Linked DNA regions of Homo sapiens: region 2 is linked to region 1. The links are chromatin loops, found by intact Hi-C in ENCODE. Cell type or tissue: PC-9. All regions are shown on one strand. Links, peaks and the distances in the headings refer to the core of each region. The heading gives the core; the rest is flanking DNA.

The links. A loop is a pair of places that touch in the nucleus more often than their neighbours do. Peaks named below come from ENCODE experiments on the same cell type or tissue, not always from the same donor. Only the 100,000 strongest peaks of a DNase experiment are listed, where the experiment ranks them.
Region 2: it touches region 1 in a loop (9-fold over the local background); 2 of 110 quality-filtered maps call a loop at or near these places.

What each region holds. Positions count from the first base shown.
Region 1 is chr1:159,956,232-159,964,754 of GRCh38, reverse strand. It overlaps LINC01133 (long intergenic non-protein coding RNA 1133), which reads right to left and starts at 3,531. Exons shown (of 3, transcript NR_038849.1): 1 at 3,350-3,531. It also overlaps a transcript of SLAMF9 not described here. In PC-9, for the core only: no CTCF peak of the experiment used is centred there; DNase peaks (open chromatin) are centred at 3,634, 3,854 and 5,114; H3K4me3 peaks cover 709 bases; H3K27ac peaks cover 1,591 bases.
Region 2 is chr1:159,897,014-159,905,536 of GRCh38, reverse strand. It overlaps CFAP45 (cilia and flagella associated protein 45), which reads left to right and starts at 5,372. Exons shown (of 12, transcript NM_012337.3): 1 at 5,372-5,441. The coding sequence starts at 5,439. It overlaps MIR4259 (microRNA 4259), which reads left to right and starts at 5,458; the gene lies at 5,458-5,558. It overlaps LOC124904435 (a long non-coding RNA gene), which reads right to left and starts at 5,287. Exons shown (of 3, transcript XR_007066679.1): 1 at 4,724-5,287; 2 at 2,613-2,750; 3 at 1,984-2,072. In PC-9, for the core only: no CTCF peak of the experiment used is centred there; DNase peaks (open chromatin) are centred at 4,366, 4,956 and 5,326; H3K4me3 peaks cover 1,609 bases; H3K27ac peaks cover 2,594 bases.

The sequences.
Region 1 (8,523 bases), core at 116-8,115:
TACTTCTCAAATTTGTTTAATCAAGTAAAATCCTGCCAACAAGACACCGGGAGACCCGAGTTTTGGCCCCAGGTTTGCCGTTAAACTGTGACCTTGAGGGAGTCTCTCCACCACTCCGAACCTCTGGTTTTTGTTTGCTGTTTGTTTGCTTTTTAGTTTTTAATTTGTGAAATAAAGGGTTGGACAAGATCCGTAGATTCTAAACTTTTTTCTTTTAGCGAGAGCACACCATTTTCAAACAAGTTCTGCATCAGAACTCCCTGTGTGAAAAGATAAAAGCAGGCTCTCTGTGGTTGAAGCTCCCTGGCTTTGCACCTGCTTCCCTGCGGCAGTCCTTGAGACAGCTCCTCAGAAAGCCCAGGAGAACAGATTAAAAGCTCCCGGAGCCCCTCTCATATTCTCCAAAGGCCAGACCAAGAATGAAGCAGAGTGTTGTTTCATGGCTTTACTTAGGGGGAAAGAAACCCTTTGTGATTGGAAACAAAAGATATCACTGGCTGGGGAACTTCCTCTCTGCTCCAACAGAACAGAAGAGCAGGTGAAGTGTAGTGATTCCCAAACTTTAGCTTAGAGTAGAATCACTGGGGGACCTTGATAAGTAGGTGGATTCACAAGCCACACTCTGCTTTCTCCCATCATGACTCAGTGGGTCCAAATCAGTGTTTCTGTCTTTTTTGTTTGTTTGTTTGTTTTTTGAGACAGAATCTTGCATTGTCACCTAGGCTGGAGTGTAGTGGCGTGATCTCTGCTCACTGCAACCTCTGCCTCCCAGGTTCAAGCGATTCTTCTGCCTCAGCCTCATGAGTAGCTGGGATTACAGGCACTCGCCACCTTGCCCAGCTAATTTTTTGTATATTTAGTAGAGATGGGATTTGACTATGTTGGCCAGGCTGGTTTTGAACTCCTGACCTCGTGATCTGCCCGCCTCGGCCTCCCAAAGTGCTGGGATTACAGGTGTGAGCCACTGCGCCTGGCCCAAATAAGCATTTTAACTAGCTCTCAGCTTGATTATGATGCAGGTGGTATGAAACCTACATTTTGAGATCAATAAGCATCAGGGAGTCACAGGACATGCAATCAAGAAGAACATGAGCCGAGTCCATTTTAGGAAAGAAGGGCAGACACATTGTACTTAAGAGGTAAGTTGAGGAAAGGGTATGTATGTGCATGAACCAATCTGAGATGTGTGAAGCCTGAGAGACAAGGAATGGGTTGCCCTTACAGTGTGGTTAAGGGGATCAGCCCAGCATGTTCCATCTCTTCATATGTAACAGGCTGATCTGGTGAACAGGTGACTGGCATGGAAAACACCGAGCTGGGTTGTACCTCCCAACAGCAATGCTTGCTGTCTCTTTAGACTGTGGGCTGATTGGTGCTGCCAGCTAACGTTCTTGAATAAACCTATTCTCGTGTCTTATGTTAGAGACTTCCTGTGTATTCTCTTCAATAATTACAGACCCTGGCCAATTACCAAGGGGCCCCAGGTCTTTCTAATGCCAAAGCCCACTGTCTTTATGCTTAACCAACCTTCAGTAATAACCATGACTCACATTCATTGAGCCCTCACCATGTGCCAACTCCATGCCGAATGCTTTCTGCCATTAGTTCATCTGATTTTCCCAACCACCCTATAAAGCGGGTATTGTGAGTATTCCATTCTGCAGACGAAGGAACCCAAGTAGTTTGGTTCCAGAGGCATGCTCTTCGACACTGCCCACCCACCATCTCCTTCTAAATCTTTAGGGCAATTTGTTGACTCAAAAAGGTAAGGGCAGCCTTGAACTCTTAAAGTTTAGCTGTTTCACTATGATTCCTTTAGTAAGATTTTGCTTCTGCTCTAGGGTAACCATAACTTATCCTCCAAACTAGAGCACTTTCTGAGAGTGAAAGGGGGCACTCTTAATAATTAGGGCAGGATAACAGGCTTACATGAGGACCTTCCTAAGAAACCTTAACACACAGTTACCTCACCTGCTCCATTCTCTTGAAATGCCTGCCTTTCACGTAAACCTTCAGTTTTAGCAGATAACTTTGACTCCACTTCAGAGAAAATCGAAGCCACTGTGCAGGCCTTCCCTTAACTGCTTGTCTCATACAAACCTATCTGCATCTCTGCCCATTTTCTTCTCATTATAGCCGAGGCCCATCTTGTAATCCAAGGTCAGTTCCTTTCCCTTGGTTCTGAATCTCAGTTCCCTCCTGTCTTCTGGGTGTGTGTGGGGTGGGGTGGGGTCAGGGAGAGGCCTTGTTCCATTATCATCACCTTTTCCCCAAATCTTCAACCCCTATTCCTACTGGATCTGCTCGTCAGCATTTAAATATGTTCAAATCTCCGCCGCCCACCTCGGCCTCCCAAAGTGCTGGGACTATAGGCGTGAACCGCCGCCCCGGGCCAAAGGTAAACTTCTTGAGTGCATAACTTATAAACTCAGTAGGTCTATATACCCCCAGTGAGCCGCCTGCAGTCCATCTTTGTAGCCTCATCTCCACTCTTAAAACGAAATCATTGGCAATAAAATTATCCCTCTACCCCATGTTTTCCCTTTGCCTCCCATCCTCTGTTCCCCTTGCCGTCAAAGGTAAACCTTTTTTTTTTTTGAGATGGAGTCTTGCTCTGTCCCCAGGCTGGAGTACAGTGGCGCTATCTTGGCTGACTGAAACCTCTAGCTCCTGGGTTCAAGCAATTCTCCTGCCTCAGCCTCCCAGGTACCTGGCATTATAGGCATGTGCCACCACGCTGGGCTAATTTTTGTATTCTTAGTAGAGACGGGGGTTTCACCATGTTGGCCGGGCTGGTCTCGAACTCTTGACCTTGTGATCCGCCCGCCTCCGCCTCCCAAAGTGCTGGGATTATAGGCATGAGCCGCCACGCCCGGCCAAAGGTAAACTTCTTGAGTGCATAACTTATAAACTCAGCAGGTCTATACGCCCCCAGTGAGCGGCCTGCAGTCCGTCTTTGTAGCCTCATCTCCACTCTTCTCTGCCTCCATCTCTCGGCCCTGCCTGTGTGGGCTTCTTCTGTACTTCAGTGTGCCCAGCTCTCTCCCCCACCCCAAGGATCCTGCACAGGCTGCTCCCTCTGCGAGGAACACTCTTTTCTCCTTTGTTTCACAATGACTCCTTTGGGTGCACTTCAACAATTTGCAGACGCTTACAGTTCTCTCCATCCACCTTCATGGTTCAATTGAATAATCACCTTTTTAACACTGACACTTAAAAAAGAAAAAGAAAAGAAAGGAAAAAGAAACCATATATCAAGTGCACAGGCTGGCCTCAGAATAGGATAGAAGACACATGCAGATCTCAACACACATTGCCTCGGGAGGGAGGTGATTTATTTGGAACTTACTTGTTAATGGCTCCTCCAGTACCATGGCTCTGCCGTGTGGGTCCCCAGCTTTCCAGATCCAAAGGGAAGCTAAGGAGAAAGTTGGAGCAAAGGTTTGGCCTTTTATTATCTTTCCTCCATTCTCTCCACCACAGCAGGACCAGCTTTTCACTGCAACCTCTTTCCCAAGGCTGTTACATCAGAATTGGGGTGTGGGTCTGATTTCTCATTGGCTTAATTGCTCCTAAAGATCCAGGAAGAAGAGAGAGAAAGTCTAAACATTACTGGTGCAACTACTTTATTATATATAATAATGTCATAGTTTGGTCTCTCTCCAAAGCACACCCTTAGATAAAAACTTGGGTGGAGGACGTCTTTCTGGGAGATAATCCAAGAAGAAAGAATGAGGAAAATGAGACAAGGAAGGGAGGAAAGCCAAAGAAAAGGGTGTGTTAATAGTTGATTACCGTTGTGGACAACTGGGGCCCAATCCCTCTGAGGAACCAGGGAGAACATGCCTCAGAATTGCTCATGGAATAGGGCAGGGAGGCTGGAACATTTATCCACGTTTACTCACCAACATGGCACTCCCTCAGCTGCACCCCCCCAACCTGCATACTTCCCAGTTGCTTGGCTGAGTGGCCTTCCACTGTCATAGGGAAAGCCTGGAAGTGGCCGGGGGCAGTGACTCATGCCTGTAATCCCAGCACTTTGGGAGGCCAAGGCGGGTGGATCACGAGGTCGGGAGTTCAAGACTAGCCTGGCCAACATGGTGAAACCCGTCTCTACAAAAATTAGCCAGGCGTAGTAGCATGCGCCTGTAATCCCAGCTACTTGGGAGGCTGAGGTGGAAGAATTGCTTGAACCTGGGAGGTGGAGGTTGCAGTTAGCCGAGATGGTACCACTGCACTGAAGCCTTGGCAACAGATCGAAACTCCGTCTCAAAGGAAAAAAAAAAAAAAAAAGATCATCAGAGAAAGCCTGGAAGCAGAAAAACAGACTGCCCAGGTGCAAACTTCATGGGGCACTCCATCATGAAACTGCCCACACAGCAGTGTAGATGCAGCCATAAAAAATGATGAGTTTATGTCCTTTGTAGGGACATGGATGAAGCTGGAAACCATCATTCTCAGCAAACTATCGCAAGGACAAAAAACCAAACACCGCCTGTTCTCACTCATAGGTGGGAATTGAACAATGAGAACACTTGGACACAGGATGGGGAACATCACACACCGGGGACTGTTGTGGGGTGGGGGGAGGGGGGAGGGATAGCATTAGGAGATATACCTAATGCTAAATGACGAGTTAATGGGTGCAGCACACCAACATGGCACATGTATACATATGTAACAAACCTGCACGTTGTGCACATGTACTCTAGAACTTAAAGTATAATATATATATATATATATAAAGAAGTCAGGTGGATAAACAGGCTGTGCTACAGGGAACCCTAAGTGTCTGCTACAAGCAAGATGTTAGAATGGGTCTCTTCCTGCCTTAGTTACGCTACGCTAAGCTGACAGTGTGATGGGTATCAGGAGATCAAAGGCAATGTGAGGGAGATCTGCCCTTGAGGAACGTACAATGGGAGTCAAGGAGAACTGGTGTCACTGCCTTTGGAACCCCCTCATCTATGGATGGAGGGCTGAGAAAGGGAGATCAAGAAAGAGACTTCTTTGGAAAGAACTTTACTGTGAGTCCACACCTCTTCCCCAGGGTATAGTGATGTCACCTCTGACCACAAGCCAAGTAAAGAAGACTTCAAGGGGAGGGCTTAGGGAGCTTTGGAATGTGGCCCCGCAAGTGAGAGTCAGAGGCGACAGGCACCTATGACAGGTCTGGGAGAGTTAAAACCGGTAATGGGCTCCCATGAGGGAGCCAGGAGTATGGTGCCATGTTGTAGATCCTAGGATCTGCCAGGGCAAGGAATGTTTGTCATGGGTAGCTAAGGGCCACCCATGAGACACAGCCTGCTTGGTTGTCCTGGGTGCTGTACGATAGGGGCATTTGGACAGGCCTCTGGGGAGGAGGAGATGAGATGTGTGGCCAGATGTCCAGGGGCTGATGAAGGAGTTGCAAAGGACCACCCAGAATAGAGATGCATCCACCTCCTGGTCAGGGGTAAGAGAGAGGGAACCAGTGGTAAGAGAGAAACTTAACCAGCAAAACTTCCCTTAACAAAAAATAGTTCATCTTAGCCATCTGTGAGGCCCACAGAGTGCAAAGCCACTCAGCTAGGTAAGAAGAGTTTTAACACCTCCCCAACCTCTCCATCCTCCTGGAGTGAGGAAACCTGAGTTGGGGGAGGAGAGTTGAGGGGAAGGAGGAGAACAGATTCAGAGAGGCAAGCTGAGCATAGTAGAGAGCAGAGACTGCTCCCTCCCCGACTACCAGCCTCTAGCCTGGAAGACCTAAGCCAGGGTAAGGGAGATTATTTGATAATAAGGTAAGTTTGGAATTTTGAATATTACATGGCACAGGAAGTACTCATTTCTAAACCGAGACCAGTACTCATTTCTGGACTGAGACCGAGGCCAGAGTTCACATCTGAGGCAGAGAAGACTACCCCACTGAATAAGATTAAAAGGGCAGTGAGAGAAAAAAATTGAAGTTCTATTTGAATCACAATCCATTAGCAAGAATGAAAATTACACTTGGCTAGGCACTGTGGCTCACACTTGTAATCCCAGCACTTTGGGTAGCTGAGGCAGGAGGATCCCCTGAGTCCAGGAGTTTAAGACCAGCTTGGGCAACATAGCCACATCCCATCTCTATAAAAAAAAATTAAAAAACTTAGCTGGGCATGGTGGTGCTCACCTGTAGTCCCAGCTAGTTGGGAGGCTGAGATGGGAAGATCACTTGAGCCCAGGAGGTTGAGGCTGCAGTGAGCCATGATTGCACCACTGCACTCCAGCCTGGGTGATAGAGCAAGACCCTGTCTCTTAATAAAAAAAAAAAAAAGTGAAGAAACGAAAATTAGACTTGACAATCATGCTCTCAGAAGTGACTTTCTCCACACTGGACTCGGAGAGCTCAGTGGGGTGGAAATTATTTTCCTCTCCTCAATAGGCATCATGGACTGTTTATGCCTACTTATGGAGACAGGTTTAATAAATCTGAACAGTTACCTTCTGGCTATCAGCATACTCACTGTAGCAGCCTCGGCTCCCCCTTCAAGAGTAAACACATTTTTGGCTGCAAGAAGTGCAGTTAACCGACAGGCTCTAGCTGCAGCACCTTCGGGATCTACGCTGTTCCCGGCAGCCCCAGCCCATGGCTGTGCACAGCAAGAGTCCTGGCACCAGGACAGTCTTGCACAGCTAGAGTCCCAGTGCCTGGACATGCCTGCCCACCACAGGCCTTCTCTAACGGGCAGTCGGTGCCAGAGCTCCCTGCTAAGTCAGCTGAGACTGTGAGACGCATCAAGGTCTGAGGCCCTTCTGGCTCCACCTGCTTCCTTCTCCATTTATCTTTTCCAGGCCTTTCCCCACATTAAAACTCTTTATCTCTGAACTCCAGCTTCTGCTTCTCAGATAATCTAACGGTATTCTCACCCTTTAAGCTCTGAGCATTATACTCATGACCCTGTTTTCTTTTCTTTCCTTGCTTTTATTTTTTATTTCTATTTTTTAATTCACAAAAATTTATACCTATTTATGGTGTACAACATGTTGTTTTAAAATATGAATATGTTGTGAAATGGCTAAATCGAGCTAATTAACGTAAGTGTTGTCTTATACAACTATCTTTTTTTGTGGTAAGAACACTGAAAATCTACTGTCTTAGCAATTTTTTTTTTAGATGGAGTCTCGCTCTGTCGCCAGGCTGGGGTGCAGTGGCACGATCTCGGCTGACTGCAACCTCCGCCTCCCAGGTTCAAGCAATTCTCCTGCCTCAGCCTCCTGAGTAGCTGGGACTACAGGCGCCCGCCACCACACCTGGCTAATTTTTGTATTTTTAGTAGAAGCAGGATTTCACCATGTTGGCCAGGATTGTCTTGATCTCTTGACCTCGTGATCCACCCGCTTCGGCCTCCCAAAGTGCTGGGATTATAGGTGTGAGCCACTGTGCCTGGCCTGTTTTAGCAATTTTTGAGAATACAATACATTGCTATTAACTGTAGTCACCATATGGTATGATAGATCTCTTGAACTTATTCCTCCTATCTGACTGACTTTTGAAATCTTTCCACCAATATTTCTCCAATCCCCACCCCTCCCACAGCTTCTGGTAACCACCACTCTACTCTCTACTTGTAGTTCAATCTTTTTTTTTTTTTTGTCTTTTTTTTTTTTTTTTGAGACAGAGTCTCGCTCTGTCTCCCAGGCTGGAGTGCAGTGGCACGATCTCGGCTCACTGCAACCTCCGCCTCCCGGATTCACGCCATTCTCCTGCCTCAGCCTCCCGAGTAGCTGAGACTACAGGCACCCGCCACCACGCCCGGCTAAGCTTTTTTGTGTTTTTTAGTAGAGATGGGGTTTCACCCTGTCAGCCAGGATGGTCTTGATCTCCTGACCTTGTGATCCCCCCGCCTCGGCCTCCCAAAGTGCTGGGATTACAGGTGTGAGCCACCGTGCCTGGCCTAGTTTAACCTTTTTATACATTCCACATTAAGTGAACTTATGTGGTATTTGTCTTTCTGTGTCTGGCTTATTTCACTAAACATAATGTCCTCCAGGTTCATCCATGTTGTTGTAAATGGTAGCATTTCCTTCTTTTTGTTGTTGTTGTTGTTTTGTTTTGTTTTGCTTTGCTCCCTCTCAACTTACCACCCGCTACTCAGCTTTCCTCACTCCAGGAGGATGGGGAGGTGTCAAAACTCTTCTTACCTAGCTGAGTGGCTTTGCACTCAGTGGGCCTGGAGGATGGCTAGGATGCACTATTTTCTGTTAAGGGCAGTTTTGCTGGTTAAGTTTTGCTGGTTCCCTCTCTCTTACCCCTGGCTGGGAGTAGATGCATCTCTATTCTGGGTGGTCTCTGCTGGAGTGCAGTGGCATGATCATAGCTCACTGCACCCTCAAACTCCCGGGCTCAACAATCCTCCCACCTCAGCCTCACATATAGCAAGGATTACAGGCATGCATCACCATGCCCTGATCATGTTTAAAAATTTTTTTTGTAGACATGGGGTCTTTCTATGTTGCTTAGGCTGGTCTAAAATTCCTGGCCTCAAGGGATCTTCCTGCCTT
Region 2 (8,523 bases), core at 280-8,279, 59 kb after region 1:
GTACCAGCTCCTCAAGAGCTGAGGCAGGAGGATAGCTTGAGCCAAGGAGCTGGAGTCCAGCCTGGGCTATGCAGCAAGACCCTGTCTCTCTTTGAAAAAAAAATATCAAAAGCTGGAAATGATTAAGCTCAGCAAGGAAGGCACATCAAAAGCTAAGATAATCTGAAAGCTAGGCCTCTCATGCCAGTTAGCCAAGTCGCAAATACAAAAGAAATGTTCTTGAAGGACATTAAAAGTGCTATTACAGTGAACACATGAATGATAAGCAAAAAAAACCAGCCTTATTTCTGATATGGAGAAAGTTTTAGTGCTCTGGATAGAAGACCACACCAGCCACAACATTCCCTTAAGTCCACCTAGTTGGGCCGGGCGCTGTGGCTCATGCCTGTAATCCTAGCACTTTGGGAGGCTGAGGCGGGCAGATCACAAGGTCAGGAGATTGAGACCATCCTGGCTAACACGGTGAAACCCCGTCTCCACTAAAAATACAAAAAAATTAGCCAGACGTGGTGGCGGATGCCTGTAGTCCCAGGTACTCGAGAGGCTGAGGCAGGAGAATGTCATGAACCCAGGAGGCGGAGCTTGTAGTGAGCTGAGATTGCGCCACTGCACTCCAGCCTGGGCGACAGATGAGACTCCAACTCAAAAAAAAAAAAAAAAAAAGTCCACCTGGTCAAGAGCAAGGCCCTAACTCTCTTCAATTCTATGAAGGGTGAGAGAAGTGAGGAAGAAAAAAGTTTGAAGCGAGCCGAGGTTGGTTCAGGAAAGAGGTTATCTCCATAACATAAAAGTGCAAGGTGAAGCAGCAAGTGTTGATGCAGAACCTGAAGCAAGTTGTCCAGAAGATCTAGCTAAGACAATTGATGAAGATGGCTACACTAACAGATTTTGAATGTAGATGAAACAGCCTTCTACAGAAGAATATGCCATCTAGGACTTTCATGGCTAGAGAGAAGTCAATGCTTCAAAACTTCAAAGGGATGGCTGACTTTCTTGTTAGGGGTTAACACAGCCGGTTCCTTTATTTTTTTATTTTTTATTTTTCTGAGATAGGGTCTCACTCTGTCACACAGGCTGGAGTGCAGCGGCACAATCTCAGCTCACTGCAACTTCTGCCTCATGGGTTCAAGTGATTCTCATGCCTCAAGTAGCTGGGATTACAGGCACATGTCACCATGCCCAGCTGATTTTTTTTTTTTTTGTATTTTTAGCAGAGATAGGGTTTCACCATGCTGGCCAGGCTGGTCTCAAGCTCCTGACTTCAAATGATCTGCCCGCCTAGGCCTCCCAAAGTGCTGGGATTACAGGCGTGAGTCACCGCACCCAGCCAGCTGGTTCCTTTAAGTTGAAAGCAATGCTTACTTATCATTCCAAAAATCCTAAGGCCCTTCAGAATTATACTAAATTGGTTCTGCCTGTGCTCCATCAATGGCCCAACAAAGCAGGGATGACAGCACATTTGTTTACAGCATGGTTTACTGAATATTTTAAGCCCACTGTTGAGACCTACTGCCCAGAAAAAATGATTCCTTTCAGAATATTACTGCTCATTGACAATGCATCTAGTCACCCAAAGACTCTGATGGAGATGTAGTAGAAGAGCAATATTGTTTTCATTTCTGCTAACACAATATCCATTTTGTAGCCCATGGATCAAGAAGTAATTTCCAATCTCAAGTCTTATTATTTAAGAAATACATTTTGTAAGGCTATAACTACCATAGATAATGATTTTTCTGATGAATCTGGTCAAAGTAAATTGAAAACCTTCTGAAAAAGATTTGCTATTCCAGGTGCCATTAAGAACATTCATGATTCATGAGAAAAGATCAAAACATTGAGATTAACAGGAGTCTGGAGGAAGGTGATTCCAACTCTCATGGATGACTTTGAGGGGTTCAGGACTTCAGTGTAGGAAGTAATTGCAGACATAGTGGAAATAGCAAGAGAGCTAGAATCAGAAATGGAACCTGAAGTTGTGATCAAATTGCTGCAATCTCATGATAAAACTGGAATGGTGAGGAGTTGTTTCTTAGGGGGTAGAATCTACTCCTATTCCATTGACGATGGAGCTTTAAAACAACAAACAAACAAACAGAAAAGAGTTTACTCATGGTGAAGACACTGTAATCATTATTGAAATGACAAAAAAGAATTTAGAATATTCCATAAACTTAGAGGATACAGCAGCGGCGGGGCTTGAGAGGACTGATGCCAAGTTTGAAAGAAGTTCTATTGTGGGTAAAATGCTATGAAACAGCATTACATCCTACAGAGAAATCTTTCATGAAAGAAAGAGTCGGCTGGGCGCCGTGGCTCACGCTTGTAATCCCAGAACTTTGGGAGGCGGAGGCGGGCGGATCACCTGAGGTTGGGAGTTTGAGACCAGCCTGACCAACATGGAGAAACCCGGTCTCTACTAAAAACACAAAATTAGCTGGGCGTGGTGCTGCATGCCTGTAATCCCAGCTACTTGGGAGGCTGAGGCAGGAGAATCTCTTGAACCCGGGAGGCAGAGGTTGTAGTGAGCGGAGATTGTGCCATTGCACTCCAGCCTGGGCAACAAGAGCAAAACTCCGTCTCAAAAACAAACAAACAAATACAAAACTAACTTGGTGTGGTGGTGCACCTAATCCCAGCTACTCTGGAGGCTGAGGCAGAAGAATATCTTGAACCCGAGAGGCAGAGGTTGCAGTAAGCCGAGATCGCATCATTGCACTTCAGCTTGGGCAACAAGAGTGAAACTCCATCTGAAAAAAAAATAAAAAAGAAAGGAAGAGTCAACTGATGTGGCAACCTTCACTGTTGTCATATTGTAAGAAACTGCTGCAGCCACCTCTGCTTTCAGCAAGTGCTACCCTCATCAGTTAGCAGCCATTAACACTGAGGCAAGACCCTCCACCAGCAGAAAGATGATGACTCTCTCTGAAGACTCAGATGATTGTTAGCACTTTTTAGCAACAAAGTATATTTAAATTAAGGTATGCACATTTTTTTAGACATAATGCCATTGCACACCTGATAGACTACAGTATAGTGCAAATGTAACTTTCCTATGCACTGGGAAACCAAATAATTTGTGTTGCTCACATTGTATTGTGATATTAGTTTTATTGCAGTGCTCTGAAGCCTAATCTGCAGTATCTCCAAGGTATGCCTGTAGACACATGGCCAAGGGTTCTTCTCTGAGCCTTGACATGTGCTTACGTAAATGAGAGGCCTGAAGCTTAAGCATTGTTAGCTTTGAGATAAATTTTTATTGTATTTTATTTATTTTATTTTTCAAGACAGGGTCTCACTCTTGTCACCCAGGCTGGGTGCATTGGCACGATCATGGCTCAGAGCAGCCTCAACCTCCGAGGCTCAAGTGACCCTCCTAGTGCAGCCTCCCAAGTAGCTGGGACCACTGGCATGTACCACTATGCCTGGCTAATTTTTGATTTTTTGTAGAGATGGGATCTCCCTATGTTGCCCAGGCTGGTCTCAAACTCCTGGATGTAAGCAATCCTCCTGCCTTGGGCTCCCAAAGTACTGGGATTACAGGCATGTAATTGCCTGCTGGGAGGCAAGTCCCTTACACTGCACTCTGTCATTCCCTCCTTCCTGCCATAACTTTTTTAATTTTTCTTTGAGACAGAGTCTTGCATTGTTGCCTGGGCTGGAGTGATCTTGGCTCACTGCAATCTCCCCCTCCTGGCTTCAAGTGATTCTCCTGCCTGAGCCTCCTGAGTAGCTGGGATTACAGGTGCCTGCCACCACCCCCGGCTAATTTTTTGTATTTTTAGTAGAGACGGGGTTTCACTATGTCGGCCAGGCTGGTCTCGAACTCCTGACCTCGTGATCTGCCCACCTTGGCCTCCCAAAGTGCTGGGATTACAGGCATGAGCCACCGCGCCCAGCCCTTTCTGCCTCAACTTTGCACCTTTTCTTCAGAGAGTTACCCTGGGCTGAGAAAAGAATAGATTTTCAATTTGGACAGTTTTTTCTTGGCTTGTTTCCTCTTTGGTTACACGGATAGTAACTATGTCATGCAGATGTGCCTGGGAGAATGGGGTGAATACAGGAAGCACCTTATTCACAGTGGGCCGGTTACTTGTCTTCCCTTCTTTCTGAGCTGCAGGGAACGGGGTTCTAATGCCAAGGCTTAGTAAGGAAGGTTCCCACGAACAAAACAGCCCCTTCTCTCAGTCCCAAGCCTCCCAGGGACTGTGCTCCTCCTCTTCAGGCCTTCCCTTCTCCCTCTGATTAAGCCTTCAACACTTGGTGGGACTGGGCAGGGGACACAATTTTGTACTCTTGATCCCAAAGGAGATAAAGGCTGGGAAATCTAGGGAAGGAATGTGAAGCCTGTTGGAGTAAGTCCTTTTAAAAGCAGCAAGAAGTGACCTTGTCTCCCTCTTTCCATTCCCCCGGGGCTTGTGAATAGCCTTCAGTGCCCAAGTTGGAGTAAGAGCTTCAGAAAGACTGGCTGTGAGGGTTTGGAGAGAGGTTTGAGAAAGCAGCTCAGAGACTCACAGAGTCACACCAAGAGCTTAGCTAATCAGCTAATCAGCACTGGAGGAAGACAAATGTCCTTGGTCTGGTGGGACAGCTTCGTGAGGCTTGGAGCATGCAGCCTACCAAAGTGAGCTCAGTGCCAGCCCTGCAAGTTGGGAGGTAGAGAGGCCAAACCAAATTGGAAAAAATGACAAAACCCCTATGTACTTTCTAGAACAATACATACCAGCTAGGAAGTGTTAAAAGACAAGCTCCCCAAAGTCAGTTCCTTAGCTTTTGACTTATTCTAATGTAGGGCCTCCATTTTTAATAAACTCTCCCAGGTGATTCTTAGCTGCAGATTTGAGGCCCGCAATTTAAGAAACTGCTCTTGAGACTGCATAGACATCCTCAGGGCTGGAAGTTCTTTGTTGACCCGACCAGATTCTCTCCTGCTGTGGAACTGGTTTGTCCTGATCCTGCTGGCTTCTCTGCAGACTACACTCATCAGGGGTTGGCTTGGCGCCTCCTGGGCAATGGGGCAAGAGTAATCATAGCAACCTAGGTGAAGTCCCAGGGGAAAACTGTGACCCTGGGCCAGGCTCCTGGGGCCGCTGACAGTTAGAACCCCCTCGGCCCATAGTAAGTTCTTTAGGTTCGGGTTCTGACCGAAAAGTTTGGCCAAAGCCAAAGTGGAGAGCAGGGCACGCCAGGGCGGGTCAATCCTTCAGAGCCGCGGTTGGGCTGGAGCGTGGAGCTGCAACGGTTGGAGCGACGGGCTCCGGTTCCTAAGCCACCAGCACAAGGCAACTGCCCGCTGGAGGTGGGAGGGGCGGGGCCGGGGGCGGGGCCTGAGCCGAAGAACGCGGGCTAGTGGTTGCCAAGGTAACGCGTCAACACTAGGGCCTTGGCGGCGCCGAGGCGGCAGCAGAAGTCCGGAGTCAGGGCGTGTGGCTGAGGAGATGGTGAGGGAGAACCTCAGATGGGCCCCTTGTGTCCTGAATTGGGTGGGGGCTCTGAGTGGGGAAAGTGGGGGCCTAGGGGAGGTCACAGTTGGGTCTAGGGGTCAGGAGGGCCCAGGAGTAAGGAGAACACCTCTAGAAGAAGCAAGGGAGATCCTGAGGTGGGTTCAAAAGAGGAATTAGGGATAGCATCGATAACGATTGGAAATGTGGAGCGCGCTGAGCGGAGGAGTTGGGGAGAAAGGGATGCCCCAACCCTCTCCCCGTTGCCATTACAGCGGGGCCTCTGTGGACCAAAGATTGTGGATGTGGTGTGGGAAAAAGCACTGGTGGGCCGGGCGCGGTGGCTTACGCCTGTAATCCCAGCACTTTGGGAGGCAGAGGCGGGCGGATCATGAGGTCAGGAGATCGAGACCATCCTGGCTAACACAGTGAAACCCCGCCTCTACTAAAAATACAAAAAATTAGCCGGGCGTGGTGGCGGGCGCCTGTAGTCCCAGCTACTCGGGAGGCTGAGGCAGGAGAATGGCGTGAACCCGGGAGGCGGAGCTTGCAGTGAGCCGAGATCGCGCCACTGCACTCCAGCCTGGGCGACACAGCGAGACTCCGTCTCAAAAAAAAAAAAAAAAAAAAAAAGCACTGGTGAGGAGGCCAGATAATGGGTCGTGGTACCTGTTTTGCCACTAACTAGCAAGGTGACTGTGGGTAAGTCATCTAATGTGCCCGAGCCTCAGGTTTTTCTTCTGTTAGCAGGGCTTTGTATCCCTCAGTAGTTAGTCAATAAATATTTGGCAGTGAATGAATGAATGAATAAATGAGTGAGTGAGTGAGGAGGGTCTCAGGTTTGCAAGGCCCGGGAGAGAGATTGGGACAGGACTGGCAGCCTGGGGTTTGCTGGGATGGGGAGGGCTGTCAGGGTACTGAGGGCTGAGAAGGCCAGCAAAGCCTGGGAGGAACCATGAAGGGGATGCCTGGGCTTGAGTGTGTTGGTCCCAGAGGGGAGGGGAAGGGCAGATGATAAGTGTTGGAGTCTTGGGTTATTGGAACTGACCTAGAATGTCTGGGGCACAACAGGTGGCAAAGGTTGCTACTTGGATGTACTTGTGGACAGACTTCAGGCCCAGGGGCTGCATTGCTTTTCTGGGGCTCAGTGGACCTCAGAAGAATTTTGTTAATTATTAAATAAGTCTCCAACAAAGAGCAGTTCCTGACTTTCGAGGACTCCCTGCAGTGTTGTAATTGGGGTGGGGGAGCGTCCCCTTTCACTTATGTATTCTATTTGATTCAGTGTCCCATCTTCTCTCAGCACCTTACAAACACAGTGGCGTATGTATGTATGTGAACACCTACTGTCATGCCTGGTGTCTAAGGGCATATGGTAAATGTTAGTTCCCCTTTTGTCCTCTTTTAAAAATTTCCTATTTCCAAGCTCTCATAGGGCATAAGTTGCACCTGGGCAAGACCTGTGGGCTTCAGAGCACCCAGATCAGGGATTCCCCATCCAGGAGCCACTCAGGGCAGGGGTTTGACTCACTCACTGAGCCCCTCTGTAATTCCTGGGACAGGACTGGGCATATAGACACCTTTGAGAAGCAGTGGGTCTAAGTTAGTGATCTCTGGCAGGCCAGCTGTGTGTGTTCGTGTACGTATAGTGCTACTCACTAGGTTTGGAGAATATTTAAAGGCATGAGAAGAGATAGTAGTGGTGGTGAGGGTCACAATTAGGCAGACTTCCAGAACTCTTACAAAAATAATGATTAAAATCCTGCAGAAGGAGAGATGGGGACCTCAGTACTGACTAGGATGTTATCTTCTGGTGGCATCCTACAGATGGCCAACTTGGTCCCAATTGAAGAAAGAGGATAATTGCGTGGATCACTCAGAGTAAAAGGCAAGGGGTCTCGTGCATGGGAATCTCCCTTTCTTGGTAACCAAAGTCTACAGAAAGGGAAGTAGAACCAGGCCAAGAGTTTGAAGCCTGAATTTGCCAGCCTGCGGAGACTGTGCAAAAGAAGAACTAGATCTCAGAATGGGTAAGACATCTAGGAAAAGACATATCTTTCCTGAACATGTCAACCTGTTTAGTTGACAGGTGTTGAAGTTACATCAGGGAAACTTCACACTGACCTATTCTAGCCCCATTCCAGCTTTGTCTTGCTGAATTTGAGTGAAACATTCTGGATCCCAGAATATATAATGCTATGGTTTTTTTGTTTGTTTGTTTGTTTGTTTTCTTTTTTAGGTCTGTACTCTCTTGCTTTCAGAGTTCGGGCACCAGGCCCATTGCTATGCTTTGTTTTCAAATAAAAATTGTTTTATTGTTTTTTTTTTCTGGTCATAAAATTGGTATCTACTCATTGCAGGAAATTATTCAATAAAGAAACATCTTAAGATGGTAAAGGTTCCTGACATACTGTTAAACATTTTTTTGAACATGCTTTCAGTAATACATTCTGGGCACATACCTGCCATACAAACATCTTTACAAGAGTACTTCTACATTTCTTTTTCTTTTTGAGATGGAGTCTTGCTCTGTCGCCTAGGCTGGAGTGCAGTGGCGTGATCTCAGCTCACTGCAACCTCCACCTCCCAGGTTCAAGCGATTCTCCTGCCTCAGCCTCCTGAGTAGCTGGGACTACAGGCGTGTGCCACCATGCCCAGCTAATTTTTGTATTTTTTGTAGAGACGAGTTTCACCATGTTGGACAGGCTGGTCTCAAATTCCTGACCTCAGGTGATCCACCCACTTTGGCCTCCCAAAGTGCTGGGATTACAGGCGTGAGCCACCATGCCTGGCCAAGAATACTTATGTATTTCTTTATTATTATTATTTTTTGAGACAGTGTCTTGCTCTGTCACCCAGGCTGGAGTGCAGTGGCTCAACCTTGGCTCACTGCAACCTCTGCCTCCCGGGATCAAGCAATCCTTCCGCCTCAGCCTCCCAAGTAGCTGGGACTATAGGTGTACGCCACCGTGCCTGGCTAATTTTCATATTTTTTGTAGAGATGGGGTTTTGCCATGTTGCCCAGGCTGGTCTTGAACTCCTGAGTTCGATGGATCCACCCACCTTGGCCTCCCAAAGTGCT